Regions from separate parts of the Homo sapiens genome. Here all the other regions are linked to region 2. A link is an interaction called in ENCODE POLR2A ChIA-PET data of the cell type or tissue named here. Cell type or tissue: CD4-positive, alpha-beta T cell. All regions are shown on one strand.

Region 1 (8,000 bases), 250 kb after region 2:
GTGGTGGCTCACGCCTGTAATCCCAGCACTTTGGGAGGCCGAGTCAGGCGGATCACGAGGTCAGGAATTTGAGACCAGCCTGGACAACATGGTGAAACCCCGTCTCTACTAAAAATACAAAAAATTAGCCTGGTGTGGCGGTGGGCACCTGTAATCCCAGCTACTTGGGAGGCTGAGGCAGGAGAATTGCTTGAACCCGGGAGGCGGAGGTTGCAGTGAGCCAAGATCACGCCACCACACTCCAACCTGGGTGACAGACTGAGACTCCGCCTCAAAAAAGAAGAAAAAAGAAAAACCACAAAAATTAGCCGGGCGTGGTGGCGAGCGCCTGTAACCCCAGCTACTGGGGAGGCTGAGGCAGGATAATCGTTTGAACCTGGGAGGCGGAGGTTGCAGTGAGCCAGGATTGTGCCACTGCACTTCAGCCTGGGTGACAAAGCGAGACTCTGTCTTGGAAAAAAAAAAAAAAGAACAGTGTGTTCTGGGGTCTCACATTTCATTGACTGCTTTGTGAGTCCTTGTTCCCATAACACATTGTTTGATGATTGCTGCTTTGTGGTATGTTTTGAGAACTGCTCACCAAATTCTTCCCAACTTTATTCTTTGTGAAGACTTTTCAGGCTGAGTGCAGTGGCTCACATCTGTAATCCCAGCACTTTGGGAGGCTGAGGTGGGAGGATCACTTGACCCCAGGAGTTCGAGACCAGTCTGGCCAATATAGCGAGACCTCATTACTTGGACATGGTGGTGTGTGCCTGTGGTCCCTGCTACTCAGGAGGCTCGGGTAGGAGGATCACCTGAGCCTGGGAGGTTGCCGCTGCAGTGAGCCATGATCCTACCACTGCACTCCATCCTGGGCGATAGAGTGAGACTCTGTCCCTAAAAAAAAAAAAAAAAAAAGCTGGGCACAGTGGCTCACGCCTGTAATCCCAGCATTTTGGGAGGCCAAGGCGGGCAGATCACCTGAGGTCAGGAGTTCGAGATCAACTTGGCCAACATAGTGAAACTCTGTCTGTATTAAAAATACAAAAAGTACCCAGGCATGGTGGCTTGCACCTGCTGCTTGAGAGGCTGAGGCAGGAGAACCGCTTAAACCTGGGTGGCAGAGGTTGTGGTGATCTGAGATCGCACGACTGGGCTCCAGCTTGGGCAACACAGCGAGACTCCACCTAGAAAAAAAAAAAAAGAGTGGGCGCAGTGGCTCACCCCTGTAATCCCAGCACTTTGGGAGGCTGAGGCAGGCGGATCACCTGAGGTCAGGAGTTTGAGAGCAGCCTGGCAAACATAGTGAAACCTTGTCTCTACTAAAAATACAAAATTAGCCAGGCGTGGTGGCAGGTGCCTGTAATCCCAGCTACTCGGGAGGTTGAGGCAGGAGAATTGCTTGAACCTGGGAGGTGGAGGTTGCAGTGAGCTGAGATCGTGCTGCTGCACTCCAGCCTGGGCAAAAAGAGTAAAATTCTGTCTCAAAAAAAAAAAAAGACTTTCTCAGCTGGTCTGACACATTTATTACTCTTCTAGAATCAGTCACCCACATCCACCCATCTGTCCACCCTACAGATACTCACTGAAATACAGTCCTGGCTACAGGAGGTGCATATGACAGAAAAACATCTCCTTCCTTATGGAACTTATATTCTGTGTTTTGTTTTATTATTTTTTGAGACAGAGTCTCGCTCTGTTGCCCAGGCTGAAGTGCAGTGGCATGATCTTGGCTCGCTGCAAAGCTCTGCCTCCTGGGTTCCCGGCAGTTCTCTTGCCTCAGCCTCCCGAGTGGCTGGGATTACAGGTGTGCACCACCACACCCGGCTAATTTTTGTATTTTTAGAGACGGGGTTTCGCCATTTTGGCCGGGCTGGTCTCAAACTCCTGACCTCAGGCTATCCCCGGCCTCCCAAAGTACTGGGATTACAGGTGTGAGCTACCGTCCCTGGCCTAAGGCGGGAAGATCTTTTGAAGCCAAGAGTTTGGTACCAGTGTGGGCAACATAGTGAGACCTTGACTGTGTGTAAAACAAAACCAAAACAGATAAAAGACACAGGTGCCAGCAAATTCATGTGAAGGGTCAGATAGTAAATATTTTTGGCAGGCCATACTGTCTCAGTTGCAGCTACTTAATTCTGCCGTAGCAGCACAAAAAGCCATAAATCAACAACATGTAACTGAGCAAGAAGAGCTGTGTTCTAATAAAACTTTATTGGCCAGGTGCAGTGGATTACACCTGTAATCCTGGCACTTTCGGAGGCCGAGGCAGGAGTATCACCTCAGGTCAGGAGTTCAAGACCAGCCTGGCCAACATGGTGATACTCCGTCTCTACTAAAAATACAAAAAGTGGCTGGGCGCAGTGGCTCACGCCTGTAATCCCAGCACTTTGGGAGGCCGAGGCAGGTGGATCATGAGGTCAGGAGTTCAAGACCAGCCTGGCCAAGATGGTGAAACCCCATCTCTACTAAATATACAAAAATTAGCCGGGCGTGGTGGCGAGCGCCTGTAATCCCAGCTGCTTGGGAGGCTGAGGCAGGAGAATTGCTTGAACCTGGGCAGCAGAGGTTGCAGCGAGCCGAGATCGCGTCACTGCACTCCAGCCTGGGCGATAGAGTGAGACCGTCTCAAAAAAATAAAAAATAAAAAAATTAGCTGGGCATGGTGGTGAGCACCTGTAATCCCAGCTACGTAGGAGGCTGAGGCAGGAGAATCGCTTGAATCTGGGAGGAGGAGGTTGCAGTGAGCTGAGGTAGTGCCAGTGCAGGCCAGCCTGGTCAACAAGAGTGAAACTCCGTCTCAGAAAAAAAAAAAACTTAATTTACAAAAACAAGTGGTGGGCCAGATTCACTCTAAGGGCCATAGTTTGCCAGCCCTGGGCTAACGGTGCCTGATGATCTTGAGAATCAGTTTGTCAAGTGATAAAGGAATTTACTGAGGAGATTGGTCTTTCTAAGGACATAAAGTTGGGTGATTTTTCTTTTCTTTTTTTTTTTTTTTGAGACGGAGTCTCGCTCTGTCGCCCAGGCTGGAGTGCAGTGGCACAGTGTCAGCTCACTGCAAGCTCCGCTTCCTGGGTTCAAGTGATTCTCCTGCCTCAGCCTCCCGAGTAGCTGGCATGTTTACTTTTATCTGGTTTGAACTGTTTCTTCCTGAAGCCTTATTAGGTTTAACAGTTTTTCTGTGGTCTTGTGCTCTGCAGTAGAGTATCCTGTAGTAAGCGGGATGGTTTGGATGTGTGCTGTCCAATACTAGGCACTCATGTGCCAGTACGGACTACAGATGTGGACAGTGTGACCGAGGAGTTGAATGTTGAATTCAGCTGAATTTGGATATAGATTTAAATAGCCATGTGTGTCTAGTATTGACCCCTTGGACTCTTAGACTTTTTAAAAATTAAATTTTTTTTTTTTTTTTTAGAGACAGGGTCTCACTCTGTCACCCACACTGGAGTTCAGTGGCTCGATCATAGCTCACTGCAGCCTCCAGCTTCTGGGCTCAAACAGTCCTCCCACCTTAGCCTCCCAAGTAGCTGGGACTATAGACATGCACCACTATGCTCGGCTGATTTTTTTCTGTTTAGTAGAGATGGGGTCTGCTGTGTTGCTCAGGCTGGTCTTGAACTTGTGGGTTCAGGTGATCCTCCCAACTTGGCCTCCCAAAGCACTGGGATTACAGGTGTGAGCCACTGCTTTGGCTAAAAAATAATTTTTTTTTTTTTTTTTGAGACGGAGTTTTGCTCTTGTTCCCAGGCTGGAGCGCGATGGTGTGATCTTGGTTCACTGCAACCTCTGCCTCCCAGGTTCAAGCGATTCTCCTGTCTCAGCCTCCTTAGTAGCTGGGATTACAGGCTCCGGCCACTGCACCTGACTACGTTTTGTATTTTTAGGAGAGATGGCGTTTCATCCTATTGGTCAGGCTGGTCTCGAACTCCTGACCTCAGGTGATCCACCCGCCTCGGCCTCCCAAAGTGCTGGGATGACAGACATGAGCCACTGCGCCTGGCTAAAAAATAATTTTAAAAATTAGCCAGGCATGGTGGTGCACGCCCTAGTCCCGGATACTCAGGAGGCTGAGGTGAGAGGATCACTTGAGCCCAGGAAGTCAAGGCTGCAGTGAGCTGTGATCATAGCACTGCACTCCAGCCTGGGTGACAGAGTGAGACCCTGCCTCAAAAAAGAAAATGTTAAACGTCAGGGTCATTCCACTCCGAGGCATTTATCCAGGAGAAGGAGAATCTGTGTCCTCACACAGCCTCGTGCGTGAATGCCCAGAGCAGCATGATTCACAGTAGCTCAAAACCGGAAAACCCGCAGACCAGCCAGTGAGTGCAGAAACAAACCGCGGTTCACAGATTCCATGGAATTTGGCAGTCAAAAGAATTCCTGGCTGGGCGCAGTGGCTCACGCCTGTAATCCCAGCACTTTGGGAGGCCGAGACAGGCAGATCACGAGGTCAGGAGATTGAGACCATCCTGACTAACACGGTGAAACCCCGTCTCTACTAAAAATACAAAAAAATTAGCCGGGCGTGGTGGTGGGCGCCTGTAGTCCCAGCTACTCGGGAGGCTGAGGCAGGAGAATCGCTTGAACTTGGGAGACGGGTTGCAGTGAACCGAGATGGCACCACTGCACTCCAGCCTGGGTGACAGAGCAAGACTCCATCTAAAAAAAAATAATAATTTTTTTTTTGTAGAGATGGGGTCTTTCTATGTTGCCGAGGCTGGTCTCAAACTCCTGGGCTCAAGTGATCCTCCTGCCTTGGCCTCTCGAAGTCCTGGGATTACAGGCATGAGCCACTGCTCCTGGCCTGATTTTATTTTCGACTCAGGGGGTATATATGAAGGTTTGTTATGTGAACCCTGAATATCTGAGACAGGTCTCAGTCAATTTAGAAAGTTTATTTTGCCTGGCCGGGGGCGGTGGCTCACGCCTGTAATCCCAGCACTTCGGGAGGCCGAGGCGGGCGAATCACCTGAGGTCAGGAGTTGGAGACCAGCCTGAACAACATGGAGAAACCCCGTCTCTACTAAAAATGCAGAATTAGCTGGGCGTGGTGATGCATGCCTGTAATCCCAGCTACTCGGGAGGCTGAAGCAGGAGAATTGCTTGCACCCGGGAGGCAGATTTTGTGATTTTGTGGTGAGCTGAGATCATGCCATTGCACTCCAGCCTAGGCAACACTAGTGAAACTCCATCTCAAAAAAAAAAAAAAAAAAGTTTGTTTTGCCAACATTAAGGATGTGTGCCTGTGACACAGCCTCAGGAGGTCCTGACGGTATGTTCCCAGGGTGGGTGGGGCACAGGTTGGTTTTATACATGTTAGGGGACATGAGACATCAATCAATATATGTAAAATGAACATTGGTTCAGTCCAGAAAGGGGGGAAACTCTTAGCTGGGAGGGGCTTCCAGGTCATAGGTAAGAAACAGACCATTGCATTGAGTTTCTGATGAGCCTTTCCAAAGGCAGCAATCAGATACGCATTTATCTCGGTGAGCGGAGGGATGGCTGAGTTCTCTCTGTCCTTTGTCTGCAAGGAATTTCCTTGTGGACAGATTGGGAGGGAGGTATGTAGCTTTTTTATCTTGGTAGCTGTCTTTTTAAGGAATAGAACAGAAGGCTGGTTTGCCCTAAGCGGTTCCAGCTTGATTTTTCCCTTTGGAGTAGTGATTTTGGGGTCCAGAGATTCCTTTTTCTTTTCTTTTCTTTTCTTTCTCTTTTTTTTTTTTTTCTTTGACGGAGTTTCGTTTTTGTTGCCCAGGCTGGAGTGCAATGGCGTGATCTCGGCTCATCACAACCTCCGCCTCCCGGGTTCAAGCGATTCTTCTCCTGCCTCAGCCTCCCGAATAGCTGGGATTACAGGCATGCATCACCACACCCGGCTAATTTTGTATTTTTAGTAGAGACGGGATTTCTCCATGTTGGTTAGGCTGGTCTTGAACTCCCAACCTCATGTGATCACCTGCCTTGGCCTCCCATAGTGCTGGGATTACAGGCGTGAGCCACCGCACCTGGCCTTTTTTGTTTGTTTGAGACGGAGTCTTGCCCTGTCGCCCAGGCTCGAGTGCAGTGATGCAATCTTGGCTCACTGCGACCTCCACCTCCTGGGTTCAAGCAAGTCTCTTGCTTCAGCCTCCCGAGTAGCTGGGATTACAGGTGCACGCCACCATGCCTGGCTAATTTTTGTACTTTTTTAGCAGAGACGGGGTTTCACCATGTTGGCCAGGCTGGTCTTGAACTCCCGACCTTGTGATCTGCCTGCCTCGGCCTCCCAAAGTGCTGGGATTACAGGGGTGAGCCACTGCACCCAGCCTGTGTGCGGCTAAGTTTTAAACTTTTCGTAGAAAAGTAGGCAAGGCGGAGTCTTGCTACATTGCTCAGGCTGATCTTCAGCTCTTGGGCTAAAACGATCCTCCTGCCTTGGCCTCCCAAAGTGGCGTCTTTCTTTTGATGTTGACGTAGCCACTCCAGCTCTCATGGTTTCTGTTTGGATATAAAGGAAAATCTGTTTTTACTCCTCATAGGAGTTCTGGCACTGTGTGTGGGTTTTCCACAGCAAGTGATTCCTCATCTTGTAGATACAAACTGGGCATACTACAATTTTTTTTTCTTTTTTTTTTTTTTTTTTGAGACGGAGTCTCACTCTGTCGCCCAGGCTGGAGTGCCGTGGCGCAATCTCAGCTCACTGCAAGCTCCGCCTCCTGGGTTCACACCATTCTCTTGCCTCAGCCTCCCGAGTAGCTGGGACTACAGGCGCCCACCACCACGCCTGGCTAATTTGTTTTTGGTATCTTTAGTAGAGACGGGGTTTCACCGTGTTAGCCAGGATGGTCTCGATCTCCTGACCTCATGATCCACCCGCCTCGGCCTCCTAAAGTGCTGGGATTACAGGCATGAGCCCCTGTGCCCGGCGGCATCCTACAATTTAACTCAACCCTCACACCCACCATCCAGAGTGAGCACAGACCCCACAGGTGGTCAGCTGAGCCCCGTGCCACCCACGTCAGATGCCTGTTGCAGGGGCGAGTCCCCAGGTGACCCACACTTCTCTCTGACTAAAATCAGGAGTCCCACATCTCCGTCCTTGAGCTTGATAATTAGCCATAACAGCTTACAGAACTTCGAGAAATACAGTTATCAGTTTGCCTGTAATCACAGCGCTTTGGGCAGCTGAACTGGGAGGATCGCTTGAGCCCAGGGGTTTGAGACCAGCCTGGGCAACATAGCGAGACCCCGTCTGTACAAAACATTTAACAGTTAGCTGGGCATTGTGGCTTGTGTGTGTGTTCCCAGCTACCGGGAGGCTGAGGTGGGATCATTGCTTGAGTCCAGGAGGTTGAGGCTGCAGTGAGCTATGATCGTGCCACTGCACTTCAGCCTGGGTGACAGAGTGAGACCACACCTGTAAAAACTAAAAATAAAAATGAAATAAAAATAAATGAAAGATTTAATAAAGGACATCTCTTCCAGGCGTGGGGGCTCACACCTGTAATCCCAGCACTTTGGGAGACGGAGGCGGGCGGATCATCTGACGTCAGGAGTTCGAGGCCACCCTGGCCAACATGGTGAAACCCCATCTCTACTAAAAAAATACACAAATTAGCCAGGCATGGTGGTGCTATGCTTGTAGTCCCAGCTACTCGGGAGGCTGAAGTAGGAGGCTCACTGGAACTCGGGAGGCGGAGGTTGCAGTGAGCCAAGATTGCGCCACTGCACTCCAGCCTGGGCGGCAGAGCGAGACTCCGTCTCAAAACACAAAAACAGCAAGGACATCTTGCAGCCAGATGAAGAGGTTCACATGTCCAGAGGGTATCGGAGCACCTGCACCTGTGTCCTGTGGGCTCGGGACGGCCACCCTCGTGGCACGTGGATAAAGTCACCAGCTTGGAGGTTCAGCCCTGTGGTTTAAGGCTCTTCATGGACGTTGCATTGCGTAGATTACATCACGGAATCATTGGCCCTTTGTGCACCACACAATTCTTTCGGTCTTTAACCTGTTTTCTTTTCTTTTTGAG
Region 2 (8,000 bases):
GCTGGTCTCAAACTCCTGGGCTCAGGTGATCCTCGTGGCTCAGCCTCCCAAAGTGCTGGGATTACATGTGTGAGCCACCGTGCCTGGCCTAATGCATTCACAAAGGTTTGTTATAGAAAAAGGAAGAAAGCTTTATGCGCAGAGCATCTGAACCTCATTCTCTGCGGCTCTTCAGTATTTCCTGCCCCACATTGTCCATGTCTCTATTTTCATGGAGTTTGACCTTTACTTTTGTAAATTTTTTTTTTTTGAGACGGAGTCACCCAGGCTGGAGTGCAGTAGCGCAATCTTGGCTCACTGCAACCTCTGCCTCCCGGGTTCAAGCACTTCTCTGCCTCAGCCTCCCAAGTAACTGGGATTACAGGTACCTGCCACCACGCCTGGCTAATTTCTTTTGTATTTTTAGTAGAGATGGGGTTTCACCATCTTGGCCAGGCTGGTTTTGAACTCCTGACCTCGTGATCCACCCGCCTCGGCCTCCCAAAGTGCTGAGATTACTGGCGTGAGCCACCACGCCCAGTCGTAAAATTGTTTTTTATTGTTTTTCTTTTCTTTTTTTTTCTTTTTCTTGTACAGACAGGGTCTTGCTACGTTGCCCAGGCTGCTCTTGAACTCCGAGCCTCAAGTGATCCACTTGCCTCGGCCTCCCAGGTGTGAGCCACTGTGCCCAGCCCTATCTCTTTAAAAAACAAAACAAAACGGGCCAGGCATGGTGGCTCACACCTATAATGCCAGCTCTTAGAGAGGCAGAGTCAGGAGGATAGCTTGAGTCCAGGAGTTCAAGACCTGCCTGGGCAATATAGCAAGACCCCCATTCAAAAATAAATAGATGAATAAAATTTTTAAAATAAATAAATAAATACAAAACAAAAAAATTGTAAACACACCTGCAAACCAGGAAAGGTCTATTTCTTGTTCTTGCTCCATGAGCTTCTCAGGCCCTAGGGGGCGCTGCTCACCTCCCCTGCCATCTTGAACGTCACTATGGCCAAGAGAGGAAGACCCTGGAAGATCTCACACTAGCAATTAAATGCCCCAGCCTAGAAGTCACCCCAGGAAAGGAGCCACCTCTCCCTGAGAACAAGTAGGGTGGACACAAATGAAACTGGTGTGCTGCCCTGGCAGAGGCAGGAAGTTGGCCACTGCCCAGCACTCCCCACAGTTCTCAACCTCCTGCCTCAGTGGCCCATGCTGAGGGTCCCCTGGGGGTTTCCCACTCAGGTGTTTTGTGTTCCAGAGGCTGGAAGGACCCTGCTGTGGGGGGTGTCACCATTGGGCTTCCACGGGGTGCGGAATCTCACAGCCTCAGTGGCTTCCGCACCTTTGTCATGGCAGCGATAACAATATGAGTACACAGCTCAAGCTGTGTACAGGAGCCAAGCACCTGTCCCCGTGCTTGGCTTAATGCTCACAAGGACCCCAGGAGGTGGGGTCTCCATTTTATTTCCATTTTACAGGAAAAGAAACTGTGGCACAGCCAGGCAGCAGTGGAGTCAGGGTCAGAATCTGAGTCGTCTCCATCCAGAGTCAGTGCCCTCAGCTGACACTGTTCTTCACAAAATTAGCAAAAATAGGCCGGGTGTGGTGGCTCATGCCTGTAATCCCAGCACTTTGGGAGGCCGAGGCAGGAGGATCACCTGAGGTCAGGAATTCAAGACCAGCCTGGATGACATGGCAAAACCCTGTCAGTACTAAAAATACACAAATTAGCTGGGTGTGGTGGCATGCACCTGTAATCCCAGCTACTTGGGAGGCTGGGGCAGGAGAATCACTTGAACCTGGGAGGCAGAGGTTGCAGTGAGCCGAGATTGTGCCACTGCACTCCAGCCTGGGCAGACTCAGTCTTAAAAAAAAAAAAAAGTCCAGGCCGGGCTCAGTGGCTCACACTTGTAACCCCAGCACTTTGGGAGGCCGGGGCAGGTGGATCACTAGGTCAGGAGTTCAAGATCACCCTGGCCAACATGGTGAAACCCCATCTCTACTAAAGATACAAAAAATTAGCTGGGCATGGTGGTGCGCACCTGTAATCCCAGCTACTTGGGAGGCTGAGGCAGGAGAATTGCTTGTACCCAGGAGGCAGAGGTTGTAGTGAGCCGAGATTGCGCCATTGCACTCCAGCCTGGGCAACAGGGCTGGACTCCGTCTCAAAAAAAAAAAAGATAAAAAAAGAAAGTCCCACAGAGGCCCCGTGTCCAGGCTTTGCTTCTGGGAAAGCTGAGCCTTCCAGGAAAGGAATGCAAAGGGAGACACTATGAGAATAAGAAGGTGAAAATGCTGTTGAGGCTGGGCGCGGTGGCTCACGCCTGTGATCCCAGCACTTTGGGAGGCCAAGGCAGGAGGATTGCTTGAGGCCAAGGGTTTCAGACTACCCTCGCTAACATAGGGAGACCTGGTCTCTTAAAAAAAAAAAAAGCTATTTATTTTGACCAGAGAAATGCAAATCGAAACCACAATGAGATCATGCCGTTCACACCCACTAGGCTGGCAATAAAAACACAAACAAAGAAACTGGAAAATGACGAGTTGGACGTGGAGAAGTTGGAACGCTCCTGTATGGCTGCTGGGCAGGTAAAACAGTTCAGTCGCTTTGGAAGAGAGACTGGTGGCTCTTCAAAAAGTTAAGCATAGAGACAGGGCGTGGTGGCTCACACCTGTAATCCCAGCATTTCAGGAGGCCAGGGCCGGTGGATCACTTGAGCCCAGGAGTTCGAGACCAGCCTGGGCAACATGGTGAAACACCATCTCTACTAAAAATGCAAAAATTAGCAGCTGGGCGCAGTGGCTCACGCCTGTAATCTCAGCACTTTGGGAGGCCGAGGCAGGTGGATCACCTGAGGTCAGGAGTTTGAGACCAGCCTGGTCGACATGGCAAAACGCTGTCACTACTAAAAATACAAAAATTAGCTGGATGTGGTGGCAGGCACCTGTAATCGCAGCTACTTGGGAGGCTGGGGCAGGAGAATCACTTGAACCCGGGAGGCAGAGGTTGCAGAGAGCCGAGATTGTGCCACTGCACTCCAGTCTGGGTGACAAGAGCGAAACTCCATCTCAAAAAAAAAAAAAAATTAGCTGGGCATGGTGGCATATGCCTGTAATCCCAGCTCCTCAGGAGACTGAGGCAGGAGAATCGCTTGAGCCTGGGAGGCAGAGGTTGCAATGAGCAGAGATGGCCCCACTGCACTGGAGCCTGGGCCACAGAGTGAGACTCTGTCTCATAAATAGAAAATAAAAAATTAGCTGCGTGTGGTGTCAGGCACCTGTGGTCCCAGCTACTCAGGAGGCTGAGGTGGGATGACCACCTGAGCTGAAGAGGCTGAGGCTGTAGTGAGCCCTGATTGCGCCAACGCATGCCAGCCTGGGTGACGGAGATGAGAGCCTGTCTCAAAAAACAAACAAATGAAATCATATTTTGCAGCAACATGGATGGAGCTGGAGATCATCATCCTAAGTGAAATGACTCAGCAACCACCACCCCTGTCTTATTCCAGAACATTCTTGTCACCCTAAATGAAGCTCCATCCCCATCAGCCATCACTCCCCATCCCCTTCCCAGCCCCGGCACCCACAAATCCCCTTCCTGTCTCTGTGAATTGGCCTGTCCTGGACATTTCTTTTTTTTTTTTTTTTTTTTTTTGAGACGGAGTCTCGCTCTGTCGCCCGGGCTGGAGTGCAGTGGCGTGATCTCAGCTCACTGCAAGCTCCGCCTCCCGGGTTCACGCCATTCTCCTGCCTCAGCCTCCCAAGTAGCTGGGACTACAGGCGCCCGCCACCACGCCCGGCTGATTTTTTGTATTTTTAGTAGAGACGGGGTTTCACCGTGTTAGCCAGGATGGTCTCGATCTCCTGACCTCGTGATCCACCCACCTTGGCCTCCCAAAGTGCTGGGATTACAGGCATGAGCCACTGTACCCGGCCCTGTCCTGGACATTTCATAGAAATGGGATCACATACAGCATGGCCTTCTGTGTCTGGCACCTCTCACCGAGCGTGACATCCTTAAAGTGCATTCACGCCATGGCCGCAGTCAGAGCCTCGTTCCTGTTCACGGCTGTGTCGTACTTCACCGTGTGGAAGGGCCACGCTGTGTTGATCCGTGTATCTGAGGATGGAACGCTAGAGCTGCCTACACCATGTGGCTGCGGAGAATCGTGCTGCCCTGAACTTGGGTGTGCAAATATCTGAGTCCAAGCTTCGGATTCCTTTTCGTAGATACCTAGGAGTAGAGTTTCTGCATCTTATGGTCATTCTATTTTAGCTTTTTGAGGAACTGCCAAGCTGTAATATACTTTTAGGAGGGGCCAAGCACTGTGGCTCACGCCTGTAATCCCAACACTTCAGGAGGCCAGAGTGGGCAGATCGCCTGAGGTCAGGAGTTTGAGACCAGCCTGATTAACATGGTGAAACCCCATCTCTGCTAAAAATATGAAAATTAGCCAGGCGCAGTGGTGCATGCCTGTAATCCTAGGTCCTCGGGAGGCTGAGGCAGGAGAATCGCTTGAACCCAGGAGGCAGAGGTTGCAGTGAGCCGAGATCGCGCCATTGCACTCCAGCCTGGGTGACAGAGAGAGACTCCATCTCAACAACAACAAAAAAACTTTTAGGAAGAAAAAATAAATCTAGGTTACAAACAAGATGTTCAGCCCTTCGCTAATTATGCCAGCTTTATAAAAATAAATATGGAACTAATAATAAAATCACAAGTTACAAACAGCGGAAAGAACATGTCAAACTATTAAACAGTGTCTGTTTGGGGGCGGGAAGATGACAGGTGCTTTACAGTTTTTGCTTTCAGCTTCTCTTTGTTTCCTGTTTGTCTCTGCCTTGTGTCATACAGAAAAAAATGAGAGCCATTTCTTTTTTTTTTTCTTTTTGAGACAGAGTCTCGCTCTGTCGCCCAGGCTGGAGTGCAGTGGTGCCATCTCGGCTCACTGCAAACTCTGCCTCCCGGGTTCACGCCATTCTCCTGCCTCAGCCTCCCGAGTAGCTGGGACTACAGGCGCCCGCCACGACACTCAGCTAATTTTTTGTATTTTTAGTAGAGACGGGGTTTCACCGTGTTAGCCAGGAGGGTCTCAATCTCCTGACCTTGTGATCCACCTGCCTTGGCCTCCCAAAGTGCTGGGATTACAGGCGTGAGCCACCGCGCCCGGCCGAGAGCCGTTTCTAAAGCGGAGGGAGTGGGGACCAGGGAACCCCAGCCCTTGCTTTGCTGAAGGCGGGCTGGCCTTCTGGGTCTCTTGGTAGTTCCTGGGGAGGCCCTATTCACTCAGAATTATTATTATTATTTGAGACAGAGTCTCACTCTGTCGCCCAGGCTGGAGTGCAATGATGTGATCTCGGCTCACTGCAACCTCCACCTCCCGGGTTCAAGCAATTCTCCTGCCTCAGCCTCCCCAGTAGCTGGGATTACAGGCATCCACTATCACGCCTCACTAATTTTTGTATTTTTAATAGAGACAAGATTTCACCATGTTGGCCAGGCTGGTGTCAAACTCCCGACCTCAGGCGATCCGCCCGCCTCAGCCTCCCACAGTGCTGGGATTACAGGCGTGAGCCACCGCGCCCGGCCATTCACTCAGGATTTTTAACACACAGGCCTCACCACCAAAATCCACTTCCCCTCTTCCCTCAGGACTCCCAGAGTCACCATGCTTTGCAGGTAGGGCTCAAACATCTGCCTGCAGGCCTTAGAATGTGCCTTTGGGGGCTGAGAGACCCCGGGTCCTCTCCAGAGCAGAGGCGTCAGGTTTCTCTGCATGACGGTGTGGGAGCAGGCAGTTCCGAGTGTATGAGCCTGCCAGAGCCACAGAAACAAATGACCCCAAATACAGTGGCTTTAAACAGCAGGAATGAATGCATTGCAGGGGCTCCCGCCTGGGATCCCAGCACTTTGGGTGGCCAAGGCGAGCGGATCACATGGATTACTTGCGGTCAGGAGTTCGAGAGCAGCCTGGCCAACATAGGGAAACCCTGTCTCTACTGAAAAAAAAATACAAAAATTAGTCCGGGTGCAGTGGCTCACGCCTGTAATTCCAGCAATTTGGGAGGCCAAGGTGGGCGGATTCCGAGGTCAGGAGACCGAGACCATCCTGGCTAACACGGTGAAACCCCATCTCTACTAAAAATACAAAAAAAATTAGCCGGGCGCGGTGGCGGGCGCCTGTAGTCCCAGCTACTCGGGAGGCTGAGGCACGGGAATGGCGTGAACCCGGGAGGCGGAGCTTGCAGTGAGTGGAGATCGCGCCACCGCACTCCAGCCTGGGAGACAGAGCGAGACTCCGTCTCAAAAAAAATTGAAAACTTACCGGGTGTGATGGTGCGCGCCTGTAGTCCCAGCTGCAGGCGCTACGTCTCCCTGGGTGGCAGTGGCGAGTGCTGAGTAGGAGCAATGCCCTGCCCTGCTGCAATGGCAGGGAAGGGTGGGGGACTCCCCGGCTGTGACCTCACTCCAGCGGGCATGCTGATTGGCCCACCCGCGGTCTCTGGCCACCTGTTGCCGTCCATCACGGGGCCACCCTCCCCATCCTCCGTCCTGTCCACAAGGCTCAGCAAAGCGGCTGGCGGGTAAGCGAGGCTCGGGGGTAAGGAAGTGAGGCTGGGGGAATCCCGGGCAGAGGTGTGGGCTCCCGGGGTGTGAAGGGGTGTTGCAGAGGACTGTAAGGGTCCCCAATTCCTGGAGCTGCCCCCATGCACACCCAGGGGCCACACACCAGCCTCCCATGCTTCTTGGGCCCCTCCCCCACTGCCACGCAATAGGCCCCTTCCAGGTCTTGGAGCCCCAGGGCTGGGTGGTTTTTCAGCCTAGATACAGGGACACCCTAATCCCAGCAGCCAGAGGCCATGGGGACCCTGAAGAGTACAGCTTTGGGTCTGACTTGAAGCTCCTTGCGACCTCCAGCCAATGGCACTGTCTCTAGCCTCGGTTTCCTCATCTGTCCTATGGGAACAGAGTTAGTGGGACAAGGCAGGGTACTCTGTGTCAGGATCAGAAGACCCCCAACCACAACCGGGACCCTCCTCCCCTGCCCCGGCCTGTCACGACCAGAGCCAGGATGGTTCTGCTGCTGGGGCCTGAGCCTGTAGACTCACAGGGTCACGCAGCAGGATGTGGGTGCCCAGAATGGCAAGTCAGGGTGGCCCAGAGGGAGACCCCATGAGAGCAGAGGCCTGGGAGGGGCTGGGGCACCTGTTAGCCTGTCCCGCTGGCCTCAGGCACCAGATAAAAATAGTCCCTGGTCTCAGAGAACATGAGCTGACTCTGGGGCCAAGAGTTTCGGTTTGGGGTGCGTCTGGGACTCATTGCTGTGTTGTCCTGCAGGGGCTCCCGCCCTCTCTGGGCCAGAGCAGCCTGGGCTACTGTACTGATGGATACTGGACCCCAGTGAGGCTGGGCGGTAGGGAGGGGTCCCAGGGCAGGCATGCGGGGTCAGAGAGATGCCTGGAGTGGGCGCCGGGCCATGCCTGGCATGAGTATGAATTTGCCGAGTGAGGAGGGGTGGGAGGACGGGGCCTGTTAGTTGGTGTCCGCAGAACCTCCAGGTCAGGCCCAGGCCTGTGGCAGAGACTCAGTAAATGCAAGACCTTGTTCCCCACCCCTCCCAGCCTGGCCTGGGACCTGCTGCTGCTCCAGCCATGTCCATGACAACCAGAGCCTGGGAGGAGCTGGATGGCGGCCTGGGCAGCTGCCAGGCCCTGGAGGACCACTCTGCGCTGGCCGAGACCCAGGAGGACAGGGCTTCAGGTACCCTTGTGGCGCTGGCGGGAGGAAGCCCTTCCCTGATGGTCCCCTTGAGCCAGGAGGCCCATCTTCAGAGACTAGAGCTTCTTAGCCTCCCACACTGGACTGGCTTATAGTGTGCTCCCCATGTTCAACCCCTGGCCCTCATTTCTGCCTCAGGGGTCTGTAAGGAGCCCCCAAGGAAGACAGGTGCTGGGCCACACAGATCTAGGTTCGAATCCCACGTTGCCACTGAAATGCTGGGTGTCTTTGGGCAAAGCTG
Region 3 (8,000 bases), 300 kb before region 2:
GGGATTCCACGGACCCCCAAGAGACTCTGCGTCCCATGATCCTCTGCCCTGCTGAGGTCCCAGGAGGCTGCACACATTGCAATCCACACCTTGAATGGGGGAGGGAGAGAGGAGGTGAGTCCCAGGAGCTGGGATCCCTCTGGTTTACACACCGTCTGCCCCATCGGGAGCTTATTCTGATGCCTACTGTGAGCAGAAATTGCATTCAACTGTTTTCCCAAATAATTTTTTTTTTTTTTTTTTTGAAACAGTCTCCTTCTGTCGCCCAGGCTGGAGTGCAATGGTACGATCTCGGCTCACTGCAACATCCGCCTCCCAGGTTCAGGCAGTTCTCCTGCCTCAGCCTCCTGAGTACCTGGGATTACAGGCACCCACCACCACGCCTGGCTAATTTTTGTATTTTTAGTAGAGACGGGGTCTACCCATGTTGGTCAGGCTGGTCTCGAACTCCTGACATCAAGTGATCCACCCACCTCGGCCTCCCAAAGTGCTGGGATGACAGGCGTGAGCCACCGCGCCCAGCTTTTTTCCAAATAATGAATTCAGGGTCCCCCCAGGCCCTGTGGACATCGGGGCTGGATCCTTCTCTGGAGCAGGGCCGTCCTGGGCACCGCAGCGTCCGCCTACCCCATGCCAGGAGCACCCCCAAGTCTGGATAACCACAATGTCCCCAGCCACCGCCCAGGGTCCCCTGGGAGCAGGGCCACTCCCAGGTGAGAATCACTGCCTCAAGGGAAGGGCTGGGTGGGACACAGAAATAAGATGTGGAGGTAAGGGGTCCTGCTTGGGCCCCCTAAAGCAGGTCGGACCTCCTCTCCTGAGAATCGACCCTGGGGGCCGGTGGGAGACAGACCTGGGGGATGGGGTGATGTGGGGTCTGAGGCGGTCCCTTCCTTCCTGCCACGGCCAGGCCCTCAGCACACTAGGGGCGCGAGGGACAGGCTGGGTTTGTACTGTAGTCCCCTTTGTCATTCACGGAGTCCGTATTTGCGAATTCGCCGGCTTGGTGTGTATTTGTGAACCCCAAATCAATGCCTGGGGTACTTTCCCTCTTATCCTTGGACACGCAGAGAGAGACAAGAAATTAGAGTCATGGACGTGCGTTCCCTGAGCCCAGGCCACGCTCCGCCTCCCCGTTTCCCCTCCTAGGTGGACCACGCCCTCATTACTGTCTAGCGAGAGCCTCGGGGTTTGCGTTTTTGTGCTCTTTTTGGTGATTTTGCTGTTTGCAGTGGCCCCAGGCATCGTGCTGAGGCCCCTTCTCGTGTCCCTCAGGGCCTCGTGGAGGAACTGGTAGGTGAGAAAAGCTTTGCTCAGGCAGGACTGAGAGAGCAGCTGCCCTATTCAACACTCACATCATCGATAGGCATTCAAGAAGACACCTTTGAGCCAGGCACGGTGGCTCACGCCTGTAATCCCAGCACTTTGGGAGGCTGAGGCAGGCGGATCACGAGGTCAAGAGATCGAGACCAGTCTGACCAACATGGAGAAACCCTGTCTCTACTAAAAATGCAAAATTAGCTGGGCATGGCGGTGCATGCCTGTAATCCCAGCTACTCGGGAGGCTGAGGCAGGAGAATCGCTTGAACCCAGGAGGCGGAGGTTGCAGTGAGCCGACATCCACCATTGTACTCCAGCCTGGGCAACAAGAGCCAAACTCCATCTTGAGAGAAAAAAAAATTAGCCGGACATGGTGGTGGGTGCCTGTAATCCCAGCTACTCTGGAGGCCAAGGCAGTAGAATCACTTGAGCCCAGGAGACTGAGGCTGCAGTGAGCTGAGATTGCACCATTGCACTCCAGCCTGGGCAACAGAGCGAGACCCTGTCTCCAAAAAAAAAAAAAAAAAGACACACAGAACAGGTCATGTATTGATCAGATAAAGGAAAGTTTCCTGAAACTCAAAGGAAACTACCCCTACAAAAATGTTCTCTAGGAGTAATGATTTGTGTTCGCAAACTCAGTTTTTGTGGTGACTTCACAGAACAGAACTACCACAAATAATGAGAATCTAATCAACTGTGGATATATATGTATATGTATATATATGTGTGTGTGTGTATATATATATATTCTTTGTGACTATGAAAGGAATATAACTGGCTGGGCGCGATGGCTCACGCTTATAATCCCAGCACTTTGGGGGGGCCAAGGTGGGTGGATCACATGAGGTCAGGAGTTTGAGACCAGCCTGGCCATGTTGGTGAAACCCCGTCTCTACTGAAAATACAAAAATTAGCCAAGAGTGGTGGTGCATGCCTGTAATGCCAGCTACTTGGGAGTCTGAGGCAGGAGAATTGCTTGAGCCCAGGAGGCAGAGGTTGCAGTGAGCAGAGATCGCGCCATTGCACTCCATCCTGGGTGACAAAATGACACCTGTCCCAAAAAAAATAATAAATAAATAAAAAGGAAAGAGAGAGAAGAAAGAAAGAAAAAAGAAAGAAAGAGAAGGAAAGGAAGGAAGAAAGAAAAGAGAAAGAAAGAAAGAAGAGGAAAGAAAGTTATATAACTTCATTTTACAGAATCTGAGAATCACATAAGGAGAGGAAAATCATCCACAATCCCAGCACTTTATCCTTTCCCCAGACATCTACACACACTCTCTTATTTTTAAAAATTGAGGTTCTACAACATGGTTTGATCATCTGCCTTTAAACCCATTTTTGCTGGCCGGGTGCAGTGGCACACACCTGTCATCCAGCACTTTAGGAGGCCAAGGTGGGAGGATCGCTTGGGCCCAGGAGTTTGAGACCAGCCTGGGCAACATGGCAAAACCCCATCTCTACAGGAATAAAAATTAGCTGGGTGTGGTGGCATGTGGCTGTAGTCTCAGCTACTCAGGAGGCTGAGGAGGGAGGATCGCTTGAGCCCAGGAGGTTGAGGCTGCAGTGAGCTGTGATCACGCCATTGCACTCCAGCCTGGGTAACAGACCCTATCTCAAAAAAAAAACAAAAACAAAAACAAAAAAACACGGTGCCCATCTGTGGCAAGGATGATGAAAATAATACAGTGTGCACATGAAAAGCAGTATTTCCAGCCACCTAAAAGTAAGCCTGAGAGGCCGGGCGCGGTGGCTCACGCCTGTAATCCCAGCACTTTCGGAGGCCGAGGTGGGCGGATCACGAGGTCAGGAGATCAAGGCCATCCTGGCTAACACGGTGAAACCCCCTCTCTACTAAAAACACAAAAAATTACCCAGGCCTGGTGGCCCGTGCCTGTAGTCCCAGCTACTTGAGAGGCTGAGGCAGGAGAGTCGCTTGTACCCAGGAGGCAGAGGTTGCAGTGAGCCGAGATCGCACTACTGCAGTCCAGCCTGGGCGACAGAGTGAGACTCTGTCTCAAAGAGAAAAAAAGTAAGCCTGAGAGAGAAATGCACCGAGTCACCCCATCAGAATAAGGAGCTGTGGTTCCCTGGTCAAGGACCATGGCCTGGGGCAGGGTCAAAGTCCTGTGGGTTCTGAGGCTGACCCGGGGCTGCAGGTGAGGTGGCCCCAGCATCCTCGGTCACTGTCCTGATTTTATGGATCAGGAGCTGAGGTCACACCGGGCTGGCCTGGGCACATCGCACTTTGACTCAGAGTTTGTGATGGGTCAGAAGTCTAACTTCCCGTCTTTCTCTATCACGGTCCTGAAACGGTGCTACAACTCCATTCGCTGACCCGGCCAGGCGGAGCCTCTGAGTCTTTTGTGAGTGCAGGTGCCTTTGGGCAGGAGGAGGAAAAGTCCTGCAGCCCCTCGTTTCTTGAGTCTGTGCATGTTTACTAGCAGGACCTTGCTTCAGATGCAGGGCTGGGTGGAGGCGCTCGCTCCTGCGTGCATGTGTGCGTGCACGTGTGTGTGTGTCTGTGTGTGTGCACATGTGTGTGTCTGTGTGCACATGTGTGTCTGTGCGTGTATGTGCACCTCTGTGTGTGCACGTGTCTGTGTGTGCAAATGTGTGTGCACGTGTGTGTGCACATGTGCGTCTGTGTGTGCATGTGTGTCTGTGTGTGCATGCAAATGTGTGTGCACGTGTCTTGTGTGTACGTGTGTGCGCGTGTCTTTGTGTGCATGTGCGTGAGTGTGCAGTACACGTGTGTACGTGTGTGCGTGTGTCTGAGTATTCCTGTGTGCACGTGTGTGCGTGTGTCTGTGTGCGTGCATATGTGTGTGAGTGTGCGTGTGTCTGTGTGTGCGTGTGTGTGTGTAGAGGTGGGAGGGGAGGCAGCCCCCCTGGATGTCTCTAGGTCACTAAGAGGTTAGGGATCTCACACGGAGTGATTCTGCCCCCCAGGGGACCCGGGGCAGTGTCTGGGGACATTTGTGGCCAACACATCTGGGGGGTGCTCCTGGCACGGAGCAGGTGGATGCCAGGGACGCAGCTCACCACCCTGCAGAGCCCAGGATGCTCCCGCCCCGGAGAACAATCCGGCGCTGGTGTCCGTATTGCTGGGTGGGAGGAGAGACCCTGGCTTAGGAGAAGGTGACCTCAGTCACCGCCTTCCTGCAGCTGAGACCCGGGAGCCTCTGGGAAAGCCGGGACTCGGCCTCCCCAGCTGGGCTGCAAGGTGAGGAGGCTTCCCGCCGACCTCAGCTTCCTTGGCCTCCAATGCAGCCCCGGGGCGCAGGGCTGCTGAGAAAGTGTCGTGTGTGGGTGGCCCGGACTCCAGCCCAGGAGCAGCAGCCATGTGGCTCTTCTTTGTGTCGGTGGAAAAAAACCCATTGGTTTGTGGAAATAGCAAATGTTTGTGACGGAAGAGGGGCCTGGCCGGCTTCAGAGACCACAGGGGCCCTTCAGGGCAGGAGGGAAACAGCCTTGGCCACGTGAACCCGGCCCAGCCCGGCCTCGAGCAGCTCAGGAAGCTGGGCCTGGGTTGGGCCCGGTGCAGGGGCGTCTGCTGACCTCGCCGGGCAAGCCCACTGCAGGGTGAGCCCCGCTAGGCAGGACGGGGCCTCCCCTAGAGCTGACAGTGGTGCAGCTCCTGGCTTCTCCAAGTGGGGCTGCCGGCTCAGCAGCAGAGCAGTGGTGGCCTAACCGGGAGACACAGAACCTGGCATCTGGGTTCATTGTGCGCAAGTCCCGGCCCCATGACCTCGGCCGGTGTAGACGCTCCGCAAGGCAGGGGCCTTTGCCTGCCTCGGGCCTCCTTGTCCACGAAATAGGAGGCTGCCGCGAAGCTGGAGGGGGCAGATCGCTGCCTGGATCTCCCTCCAGACCTTAGTGGGAGTCAGGAAAGACCACGGAAGGTGGTCCCCGTGGGCCCCCCTCGCGATCCGTGCACTGTGCATTGGAGACGGCCGTGGGCCCCCCCTCGCGATCCGTGCACTGTGCATTGGAGACGGATACGGGGCCTGGCCCTGTGCAGGGTCCGGCTTGGAACAGAGGATTCCGTTCCATGGAAAACCGCAGCTCCAAAGGCCCCAACCGCCCCGACCCCCGGAGACCAATCACCGGGGCCTGGAGACGTTCTTTCCTTCCTATTGACCTCCTGGCCCTGGGCGGCTCACATGAGACCCCCGGCCTTCCTGCCCCCCGTATACCTGTCACTTCCTCCATTCGGGGTTAATTGGTTTGTCCCCAGTTTCCACTTTCCACCTCTCCCTTTGCCCGGCACGTGGCTTACATAAAAGTAGAAATCAGAGATGGAAAAACACCGAAGTATTCCATGGGAAGGCGCCGTGCCTGGGTATTTTGTTTTTCTTGCACTGGTGTGTCTGATGGACTGGACTTTGACTGTGGGGTTGGGGCTTCCTTGTTCTGAAATGGAATAACACAAGTTTCTGGAAGATAATTTGCCCTGTTGTCCAGCAAGAGAAGCATCCAGGTCTTCTCCGCACGGATCGGTGGTAAAGAATAAAGTGGATTCTGCCCCCGTTTTCTCCGGAGGGCACGGCCCTTTCGAATTCCCATGCCTCATTTTTGGGGACAGCAACGTCGTTCTCCGATAAAAGCTGGAGGTAGCTCTGTGAGTTCCTTGTAAGTAAAAAATATGTAACCATGCTTTTCTCTTTCTCTCTCCTTTTTTAAACAGGGTGTACAGCAAGCTGTGATTCCTGGGAAAACTAAAAAAGGTATGTGGCATTTTCTCTTACTTCATGAGGTTGGAATCTCTTGTTTTTTAGAAAAAGGAACAAACAAGCCCCAGTCTTTTATGTGTGCCTGACACTTTGGGAGGTTGAGTCATCCCATAAAAGGGCTCCGGGCTCAGAGCCAGGAAACCTGAGTTCAAATCCCAGATCCCCTTTTACCAGCTCTGCCCCGTTTGGGTGGGTTCGCGTCAACTGTCTGCAGTGGAGATGACGTTCTCCGTTTTGCAGGAAGGTTGCAAAGATTAAACAAGCATATAGATACAAAAATATAAAAATAGCCAGGTGCAGTGGCTCACGCCTGTAATCCCAGCACTTTGGGAGGCTGAGGCAGGTGGGTCACCTGAGGTCAGGTGTTTGAGACCAGGCTGACCAACACAGCGAAACCCCGTCTCTACCAAAAGTACAAAAATTAGCAGGGCATGGTGGCAGGTGCCTGTAATCCCAGCTACTCTGGAAGCTGAGGCAGGAGAATCGCTTGAACCTGGGAGATGGAGGTTGCAGTGAGCTAAGATCATGCCACCGTACACCAGCCTGGGCAACAGAGTGAGACTCTGTCTCAAAAAAAAAAAAATATATATATATATATAGCATATATATTTTATACACACATATACCTATATATATGTATACACAGTGGCGTGCGCCTGTAGTCCCAGCTACTCAGGAGGCTGAGGCAAGAGGATTGCTTGAACCCAGGAGTTCGGGGTTGCAGTGAGCTATGATTGCACCACTGTACTCCAGCCTAGGTGACAGAGTGAGACCCGGTCTCTTAAAAAATATACCCAGTGTGGTGGCACGTGCCTGTCATCCTAGCATTTTGGGAGGCTGAGGCAGAAGGATCACTTGAGCCCAGGAGGTGGAGGCTACTGTGAGCTGTGATTGTGATTGCACCATGGGACTCCACGCTGGGCAACAGAGTGAGACCAGGTCTCTAAAGAAAAGAAAAAAATATATATATTATATATTATATATAATATATTATAGTTCACTGCTATAATATACTATTATATCATAGCTCACTGCAATCTTGAACTCCTGGGTTCAAGCAATCCCTTTGCCTCAGCCTCCTGAGTAGCTGGGACTATAGGTGCACGCCACTGTGTATACATATATACATATAATATATACATATGTGTAATATATATTACATATAATATATACATATGTGTAATATATATTACATATAATATATTACATACAATATATTACATGCAATATGCACATGTATGTAATATTACATAGAATATGTACATGTATGCAATGTTACATATAATATGTACATGTATGCAATATTACATATAATATGTACATGTATGTGATATATTACACATGATACGTACATGTGTGTGATATAACATTACATGCAATATGTGCATATATGTAATATATTGCATGTAATATGTACATATATGTAATATATTATATGTAATGTGCACATGTGTGTAATATAACATATTACATGTAACGTGTGCATGTATGTAATATAACATATTACATGTAACGTGTGCATGTATGTAGTATGATATATTGCATGTAATATGTGCGTGTATGTGATATGATTTATTACATGTGATATTACATATATGTAATGTGATGTTACATGTAATGTGTACATATATGTAATGAGATGTACATATAAAATATAATATATAGTATATAATATATAACATAATATATTGCATATAATATATAACATATATATTGCATATAAAATGTATATTACATATATATATGTATATATATATATGCTCAGCACCATGCTGGCATGTCAGTATCTAAGAGATGTGAGCTGAACCTGAAACCATCGCTGATCTGTTTCATTCGCGTTTTTCTAGGAATTTGTCCATTTCGTGTAGATTACCTAATTGGATGTCACACACTGGTTCATAATGCTACCGTGTTCTCTGATAATGCCTTTTATTTCCATACAGT

The links. ChIA-PET counts read pairs that join two places held together with the same protein. Peaks named below come from ENCODE experiments on the same cell type or tissue, not always from the same donor. Only the 100,000 strongest peaks of a DNase experiment are listed, where the experiment ranks them.
Region 1: POLR2A ChIA-PET joins it to region 2 with 5 read pairs; 3 of 35 experiments call an interaction of 5 or more read pairs at or near these places.
Region 3: POLR2A ChIA-PET joins it to region 2 with 8 read pairs; 2 of 35 experiments call an interaction of 5 or more read pairs at or near these places.

Annotation. Positions count from the first base shown.
Region 1 is chr19:2,001,490-2,009,489 of GRCh38, reverse strand. The region is part of intron 1 of BTBD2 (BTB domain containing 2); the gene reads left to right. Among named protein-coding and RNA genes, the nearest start is that of BTBD2, 10 kb to the left of the region's middle. In CD4-positive, alpha-beta T cell, no CTCF peak of the experiment used is centred here; no DNase peak of the experiment used is centred here.
Region 2 is chr19:2,254,947-2,262,946 of GRCh38, reverse strand. It overlaps JSRP1 (junctional sarcoplasmic reticulum protein 1), which reads left to right and starts at 6,530. Exons shown (of 7, transcript NM_144616.4): 1 at 6,530-6,564; 2 at 7,603-7,741. The coding sequence starts at 7,633. RefSeq lists enhancers at 2,323-2,462, 6,776-6,855. In CD4-positive, alpha-beta T cell, a CTCF peak has its summit at 886; DNase peaks (open chromatin) are centred at 966, 2,466, 4,786 and 6,461; H3K4me3 peaks cover 438 bases; H3K27ac peaks cover 1,284 bases.
Region 3 is chr19:2,553,199-2,561,198 of GRCh38, reverse strand. GNG7 (G protein subunit gamma 7) reads left to right here. Exons shown (of 5, transcript NM_052847.3): 3 at 6,011-6,050. Among named protein-coding and RNA genes, the nearest start is that of MIR7850, 74 kb to the left of the region's middle. RefSeq lists enhancers at 983-1,483, 3,913-4,526. In CD4-positive, alpha-beta T cell, no CTCF peak of the experiment used is centred here; no DNase peak of the experiment used is centred here; H3K4me3 peaks cover 244 bases; H3K27ac peaks cover 23 bases.